2 separate regions of the Mus musculus genome follow, and region 2 is linked to region 1. The links are chromatin contacts, found by Hi-C or POLR2A ChIA-PET in ENCODE. All regions are on one chromosome and are shown on one strand. Each heading gives the region's core, a stretch centred on a gene start or an enhancer-like site at or near the end of the contact. The rest is flanking DNA. Distances are from core to core; before and after follow the strand shown. Region 1 holds the start of Mfsd13a (major facilitator superfamily domain containing 13a). Region 2 holds the start of Actr1a (ARP1 actin-related protein 1A, centractin alpha).

What was found. Hi-C counts contacts between places; a loop is a spot of excess contacts on that map. ChIA-PET counts read pairs that join two places held with the same protein, here RNA polymerase II (POLR2A).
Region 2: a map of CH12.LX shows a loop between it and region 1 (2.3-fold over the local background). The contact joins the promoter of Actr1a here to the promoter of Mfsd13a in region 1. A Hi-C loop is called at or near these places in 4 of 37 maps with a recorded cell type or tissue (CH12.LX, adrenal gland and left cerebral cortex). POLR2A ChIA-PET finds 5 or more read pairs at or near these places in 5 of 5 experiments (Patski and embryonic stem cell).

The regions. Positions count from the first base shown.
Region 1 is chr19:46,355,343-46,359,593 of GRCm38, forward strand. It overlaps Mfsd13a (major facilitator superfamily domain containing 13a), which reads left to right and starts at 1,538. Exons shown (of 9, transcript NM_029186.2): 1 at 1,538-1,642. It also overlaps the pseudogene Gm24610.
Region 2 is chr19:46,394,360-46,398,287 of GRCm38, forward strand. Actr1a (ARP1 actin-related protein 1A, centractin alpha) reads right to left here and starts at 1,382. Exons shown (of 11, transcript NM_016860.2): 1 at 1,271-1,382. The coding sequence starts at 1,318. Sufu (SUFU negative regulator of hedgehog signaling) reads left to right here and starts at 2,537. Exons shown (of 12, transcript NM_001025391.2): 1 at 2,537-2,925. The coding sequence starts at 2,744.

The DNA.
Region 1 (4,251 bases), core at 288-2,787:
CCAGAGAAGTCTGGTCTAACCTGGTTGGGCATCTGGTTGTATGAAATTTGTTGAAGGCTGGGCACGGTGGTGCACATCTTTAATCCCAGCCCTTAGGAGGCAGAGGCATGAAGATCTCTGTGAGTTCAAGACCAATCTGGACTAGAAAATGAGTTCTAGGGCAGCTAGTGCTGTTAAAGAGAGAAACACTGTCTCGAAAAACAGAAACAATTCATTGACTGTTTCTCTGAACTTCAGGGTTTTTGCTTGGTTGGTTGTTTGGTTGGTTGGTTTTTGAGATGGGATTTCTCTGTATGCCCTACCTTTCCTGGGACTTGCTTTGTAGATCAGGCTGGCCTTGAAAGCAGAAATTCACCTGTCTCTGCCTTCCCAGTGCCAAGACTAAAGGTATGTGCAGCCGCCACCAGCACCCAGTGGTTATTTTCATCTGTAAGTGGAAATAATAGCATCTACTTCCCATGTATAATTTGAGGAAGAGGCATTTGGAACGGTGCACCTATCCTGCAAAGTACATAATAGTAGGTGGCTGAGCAGTTCTTTTATGTGTGTGTATCGCCAGCCCTGTTTTTGTTTTTAGTTTGAGATAGGGTTTAAAGTGCCCGGATTGCCCTTAATTCACTCTGTATTCAGCACAGGCTAGCCTTCTATGTAGCAAGAATTACAGACTATGCCTTTAACCTCGGCACTCAGAAGGTGGAAATTATCAGATCTTTGGGAGTTCGAGGCCAGCCTGGTCTACATAGTGAGTTCCAGAAGAGCTAGAGCCACATGGAGAAACCCTGTCTCGTAAAACAACACCACCACCACCACCACAACAACAACAACAACAACAACAACAACAACAACAACAACAGGAATTTCAGAAAGGCACAATCAGGCATTACTTCCTCTTCTAATTCTTGTTTTTTTTTTTTTTTTTTTTTTTTTTTTTAGGTTTTTCGAGACAGGGTTTCTTTGTGTAGCCCTGGCTGTCCTGGAACTCACTCTGTAGACAAGATGGCCTCCAACTCAGAAATCCGCCTGCCTCTGCCTCCCAAGTGCTAGGATTAAAGGCATGCGCCACCACGCCCGGCTTCGTCTTCTAATTCTTATTACTACCACTACAAAGAAGTCGGGCAGCATGGGTTGTGGGTTAATGGCCAAGTGCCTGTGTCTACCATCTCCTGCCCTGGCTCTCCATTCCTTTGATTCCTCATGCCCACAGCTCAAGCTGGACTTTGCACTCGCAGGCTCACAATCCAGCCGTAGGTAGTCTCTGCTAAATTCTCATCTTCTGAAATTAGGATCGGGGAAGAGAAGGGAGAGTCCCCAAGAGGAACTTGCTTTGAGCTGAAATGACAGTTTTCGTGGAGGTAAGAGAGAGGAGATAAGTACTTCAGGAATCCAGGCAACCTGCCCCTGTTGCCTGATGCCCGTTTTCTTTTGGGTCCCTAAGGGAAATAGCCCATTACAAACATGGCAGCGACAGCCTCAGGCGCGGTCACCTGCCCGAGCTGCTATCGGGAGAGCCGTGCGGAGCCAATAGCTGGGAAGGGGCGGAGGGAGAGACTGGGGAAGCCCAAGGCTGCTAGCGCGCAGGCGCACTGGCTGGCACCTGGCTCCCCCGCTGCCGCGGAATTAGGCATCGTCTGCCAGGATTGCGGTGAGCTGCTGGCCCACGGCCCAGGACCTCTCCGGTCCCGGAGGAGCGGGCCGGACCCCGGGGCTGATCTGATACAAAGGACCAGCCCGAGGGTGGGGCGGGAATGCGTTGCGCTGTTTGAGTCATTGGGACACTTTGCGCGGTTCCTTAAGGTGCCAGATTATGGATTGGAAAATTCTGGGGTCAGGAGGAATTGGGACCAAGGGGCAAGTGTAGAATCCCCGCTGAAGGTCTCTGTTGGGGTAAGAAAAGGGGATGCACCGTCCAGGTTGCTCCTTGAGGAATCTGAGTTCATGGATGCAATGGTTCAGGCCGGGATTCACTCATTGACCTAGTGGCCCTTAAACCTGGTAGCAGAGTAGAACCACTGGATAGTTTAAAAGATGCTGGGCATCACCTCCAGAGATCCCAATTTTAGAGGTCTGAGCGAGGTCCGAGCCTAGGTGTTCTAGAATAGCTAGCTCTTCAGGTAATGTGCAAACGAAATGAAAACCACTACACGTGTTTCTGAGTAGAAAGCTCCTGGGTTGATTCCCAGTTAATTCCTCAGAGACTTAGAAGTGGCCAGCGATTCTGAGGTGAGTCGGCTCTGACACTTTCGTGCCACCATAAAATCCTGTGAAGGACCGAGAAAGTCCCTCTGGCAATGGGTGAAAACTCCATTTTCCATCCGAGGAGGGTGAACCTGTTAACTCGCGGGAGAGAGTCGGGCTCCTTCAACAACTCTCCTGCGGGCTCCTTCATTCTGCGGAGACTGACCAGGGAGTGAAACAGCTAACAATCCAGTCAGCAGCTTGCTGAGAAAATGACACGCCTAGTATTTGCTTTGTTATTATGACTTGAAATTCCACCTGCTCATTCGATACTGGCAGGACAGGCAGCAAACAGATTTGCTTTTTCCACAGACGTGGGAACAAGTTTTGTGGCTACGTGAGGATAGCGTTCATCCTTGACCCAAGCACTGCTGATACATACAGTATTACTTAGTAGTTTTTCCCCTCTGTGGTCTCTACAGGCTCCCTCCTGAAGGGAGTGGGAACCGCCTACCCTCCTCCTCCTGATAGTCTTCCTTCCGGGCCCAGCCGGTTACTCCTTGGTTTCCTCCCTCAATTGTACTCTGTCACCAGAGGTTGCTGCGGTTGGCCAATCTTTCCTGTTGTTAATCTCCCAGAAACCTTGGAGAGTGGACTGCTAGGAGAAGGATCTTGAAGTATCTCCGAAGGGCTCCTCAAGAGAGAAATGCTTTTGTGTCTCCTACCCTCAGCGGGTGTCTTCCATCTTGATAGAAGCTTGGTGGAGGCTTACAAACTCCCTTTTTAGTCTGGCCCCTTTTACTACTACCTGGGTCACATTCTGCCCTTGTTTTCTTAGCTTGGTACTGTGTCCTGGGTGAAAGGGTTGTAACTTACTGCTGGCTTTTACCAACACTGCCCTCGTACATCTGCAGCCTCAATGCACAGGTTTGCTATAGGGTTCGAGGTTGCTACTGCTTCTCCAAACCCCACAGCCAATCAGAGCACCTAGAGTGGGCTGTGGGTGTTTGTTTTCCTGTGACTGCCCTTTGTAAGGCAGAGGACACCCACATTGGCCTTGGGGGACAATGGACTCAGCAGGTGTTGAGCAGAGGCTTGGGGGAGGGATCTGCAGGAGGAGTGGCCTAGCCTTGTTCTTGGGCTCTTGAGCTGGAGGGAAATAGAGAAAGCACTCATTCCCAGGATGCAGGGGGACTGGAAAAGGTAGACAATACCTGATTGGGCGAACCTGGGGGGTATGAGGACCCTGGCGAGGGCTTTGAGGGAGCAAGATTTCATAAGATTGTGGAAGTGGAGCCGGGCAGTGGTGGCGCACGCCTTTGATCCCAGCACTTGGGAGGCAGAGGCAGGCGGATTTCTGAGTTTGAGGCCAGCCTGGTCTACAGAGTGAGTTCCAGGACAGCTAGGACTGCACAGAGAGACCCTGTCTCAAAGCAAAAAGATTGTGGAAGTGGGTGCATGGTGAAATGAGAGGTGCCAAGGTTTGTAGCCAGAACCTGTTTAGAACGTCTTGGTTAATGGTCATTACCAAGGCTTTTAGAGTGCAGTTTCTCATTTGCTGTGGACATGACCATAAAGAAAAATTCCCATGAGGTTTTTCATAGGCTACTACCTGTTGGGAACATTTGTTTAAAAAAAAAAGAACTTCTTGGTTCCAGCACCTCATAGCTTGCGACTGTGGGCCAGTTATTTACCTGATCTCCGGGCTTTGCTTGCGTCTATAGACTGTAGATGGGAATAGGAAATGCACTGTGAAGGGTTCACAGCCGTGGATGTGGAAGCCAGGCCTGTCCTGAAGGTCTCAGAGCCAGCACACAGTCACAGCCAGACTTCGGGTTGGAAGGCAGCGCGTGAATGGAAGTGTGGAGGTGGCATTTAAAACAGAATTGGGAGGGTGACACATAGGAAGGTCTGAGAGGCATCCATGGTGAATATTGCAATGTGGTGGCATACACCTGTAATTCCAGCACCGGAGAGGCAGGAGGATTGCCGCAAGTTTGAAGCCAGCCAGCCCTTGTCTACAACAAAGACTTATAGATTAGTCAGAGGAGTCCCTAACTGATTTTTTTTAAATGT
Region 2 (3,928 bases), core at 132-2,631, 39 kb after region 1:
CTCCCCAATCCTCCTGTTCCTGCATAAACAGGAGAAAGCAACCTCTATCCACCTACGACACAAAGAAAAGGACCTAGTGGCATGTCCAGGTCCCAGAGGGCCGGAACATCACAGTGACTCTGAAAAGGTCAGCCTAGGTCAGAGGGAACTGGTAGTTTGCCTCAGGGGAGGGACCCAGAAAGTAGGAAGATTCTAACCAGTGTGGGAGGGACCAAACCTTTGAGTGAAACTCAGAAATTAAGACAAATGTCCCTCCTCATAAAAGCAATACTTAAGTTCTTTCTATTTGTCTTTATCGATGCATGTGTGGAGCGGTGCTTAGCAAAGGATTGCCATTTAGATAAGGCGATGAAGTTGTGGGGCACCATTGCTGTATGACCTTGGTCACCTCCACCTTCCGTGTTCGTACTGTGAAAAGAGGGGCAAACTTCCTCCTTAACCATTCACTTTTTGGGAGGCTTCGACTTGCATGTTGGTGCAAAGCGTCCTGGAAACGCTAGCGCACCTGACAACCACTGTGTCTGATAATCCCCCTGCCTCTCACCTGGGCACTGCAAACATCAAAGCATCTCGCCTGCTTTGTCACCCCCCTTTCTTCTTTACCTTGACTAACTATAATTTATAATCACAAAAATAACTGAAATCCCATGGCCATTTCTGGTACCGGTTTGTCCGGCCCCACCCAGATACAGTTCACTAAATTGCCCCTCCAGCTCACACCCAAGGAAACTGTCCTTTTTCACCGGTGGACCAGCCATCGCCTTCCGCACCCTGAGTTGCCGAGCCAATCCCTACAGCTCTACTGCACGGCACCGCCCCTTACAGAAGGGAAACACTATGGCGACCGGAAGAGCGACAAGCGCCGGAGCCAATGACTGCGGAGTGCTGTTCTAATCCGGCAAGGCCCAAAGGCGGGACCAATAGGCTAAGATAGACAGCAAGAGTAGCCAATTGAGTGATGGAAAACCAGAGCGAAGGCGGGTGTCGGGCTCTAAGAGAACGGTTAAGGCCCCCTGAGCCAAGGGTCCACGGACCCTTCCCGGGCTACAGCTCTTTCCTTTGTCTACCCTCAAATTCTCCATTACACGGATGTTGGCTGGCCGCCCTGCCTTCAAACTATGGATGTGAGGAGGACGCGGGCGGCGGCAGCTGAACCCGCCTGACAGGCCGAGCCAGTGACAAAGAGCTGGCGGCCTAGGCTGAAACCGCGGAAACAATCCTTCCTGGAGGAGAACACAGTCCCTTTAAAGATAGGAAAGATGCTACTCACGTTGTCGATCACAACAGGCTGGTTGGCGATCACATCGTAGGACTCCATGGCAGAGGAATCTTTCCCTCCGAGGAAGGAACTGCCAGCCCGGTCCGCAGCAAACGCCACTGACACGCATGCGCAGTCTAGTCGCCGGTACTGGGCATCCAGGGAGCCGCCCGACCTCGCCTCGGAGGAACTACAATCCCCAGCATTCTTTGCCCCAGGGCTTGCGCTCCAAACCGGGTCCCAGCCCGATCGGATTTAGGAGATTGGACAGTGTATTTCCTACACATGGTGGGGTCTGTAGTGTTTGTAGATTAAAGAGCCACAGTGTTGATGATTATCTTGCATGACTGGATTTGAGATCCCTTCGAAGGGGTTTCCAGTACACTCTTAAATTTTGGAGTCTGAAGTACTTGTGAGTAGTTGGGTTTGGATTTGTCAGTACTTCAGGGGCGGTTGAATTTTACAGAGTAGTTCTATCTCTCAGCCATTCCTTCACTTGGGCAATACAAACCATTAATAAACATCTGTCGCTCAGTGGTAGAATGCTTGCCCAACACATATCCCAGCAGCACCGGGAGTGGTGCTGGAAGCCTTTAATCCCACCTCTTTCGAGGCTAGTCTGGTTTACAGAGTTCCAGGACAGCGAGGGGCTATAGAGAAAAACCCTGTCCCGAAAAACAAAAAAATGAAACAAAAAGCAAAACAAGACAAAACCCATGAAGCAAAAGCCAATGGAGGTTATAAAAAAATACCTGTACGTTGGATGCCACAAAACCACGGGCCTAAAATATCATCTAAAGGTTTAGAAATTGTTTTATTATTTTTCTTGACCTTGATGGATGACAACATCCAGGCGAAGAGAAAGAATAGGTAAATTTTTTTTAAAACAGCCAGGCATTTTCCCCAGGCACATTTCGAGTTACCCTTTTTGTCAATAGTTCCAAGAAATATTAGAGTTGTAACATTAATAATAATGACATACTGTCTAATGAATTAGTTGTCAAGCTTATCTTAAAATTGTGTATTAGTAAAACAATATTAAGCGCTTCTTAGTAGTTGTGTAGAGCTTTCATAGGACCCTGGCGCCTCAAGGTACCAAGTCTCTGTTCTAAACTGGGTTCCTCCTAACACTAGGGGGAGGCCAAGATCCTTGGGACGCTCCCAACCCAGGGGCAGGGAGGCGGAGTCTATTGTCAAGTCACGCCTTCCCCACTTGTGACTGGCAAAGACACTAGCCAATAGGTGTCAGGAAAGGGCACGCTGACGCCCCGCCCCTTGGAGCTCCCCGCGGTCCCACAGCATCCTCTGGCCGACGTCTTGAAGGCTCCGGCTTGGGCGGACGGAGCCTCGTGCGCAGGCGCGGAGTTAGACCTCGCCGTAGCCCCCATCGCCTCGGGGAGTCTCATCCACAGTGGGTCCGCTGGCCCATAGGGGCGCTTTCCCTCCTCTACCCTCCCGGGTTCTCCGCGCGCCCTACGCGCCCCAATGGCGGAGCTGCGGCCTAGCGTCGCCCCCGGTCCCGCCGCGCCCCCGGCCTCTGGCCCTAGTGCCCCTCCGGCCTTTGCTTCACTCTTTCCCCCGGGACTGCACGCCATCTACGGAGAGTGTCGCCGCCTCTACCCTGACCAGCCGAACCCGCTCCAGGTTACCGCTATCGTCAAGTACTGGTATGCTCTGGGCCTCGGGAGGACGGGGTCCGGCCGGGAAAGCTTCGAACACCCGGGACGAAGTAATTTGCAGAAGGGGGAGGAAGAAAACGGTTTAAGTACTGGGGAACCAGGAGCTTCCTGGTGCTGTGGAAGGAGTTAGGACAGAAGTTGGGAATGGGGACAAAGGGTTAATGGATCCCTTGAGTAGTGAGGGGTTAACCCGGATTAGGACAACCGAGAACTGGGGGTGTATACAGAAGCGGAGGGGGGACTGTAAGAGCGAACTGTAAACGTGGAGAAAGGAGGGGGCGCCTGTGGTGGGTCATTAGTGGGCTTGGGGGAGCCAGGGGGCGGCTGGGGTGGGATGGGGGGGGGAGTGAGGCGGGGCCTGGAGAGCATTTGAGAGGGCTTTGGAGGGCACAAGACCGCGTAGTCTAGGGCGGTCCGGGAACCAGGACGCCCCTGTGGGTTAGGAGGGAGCAAGATGAGGGCATTGTGCCTTTGATGAGGGAAGAGTTGAGGAGAGGCCTTCTTTCAGTCTTCTTTCGGGACCTTCCCGAGCGCAGGAGCTTCTGTCATTCAGTGCGAAGCTGTTGCTCTTGAAGTTTGACAGAGCAGCTCTTCCAGATAAACTTTTTGCTTACTCTGCACAGTTCTCTTTCTCTCTGCAGAGCTTGCTTCTGGCTTTGCAGCTGCTTTAGCTTTAGGACGTTAGTTAAGAACAGGTTTCGGGAGAGCCAAGCATTAGCTCGGGATTGAAGGGGATCATAGCTCGCCACCAGGTGCGTGACAGAGACCTGAGTGGGCAGGAGGAATGAAGAAGCGCATTCTGTCTTGTCTTCGTGATTTCAGCCGAAGTTTAAAGATGCCCTGTAAAAGATCAGTTTCCAAATGGGCTGGCTGTCTTTGGGGGTAGAAATGGCACTTTCTCGTCTCCTATTCTTTTTTGCATCCTGTTTCTTCAGTCAGCCTTCAGACAAAACAGGTGTTATGAGACAAGTCCTTGTGGTCTTTCTGAACC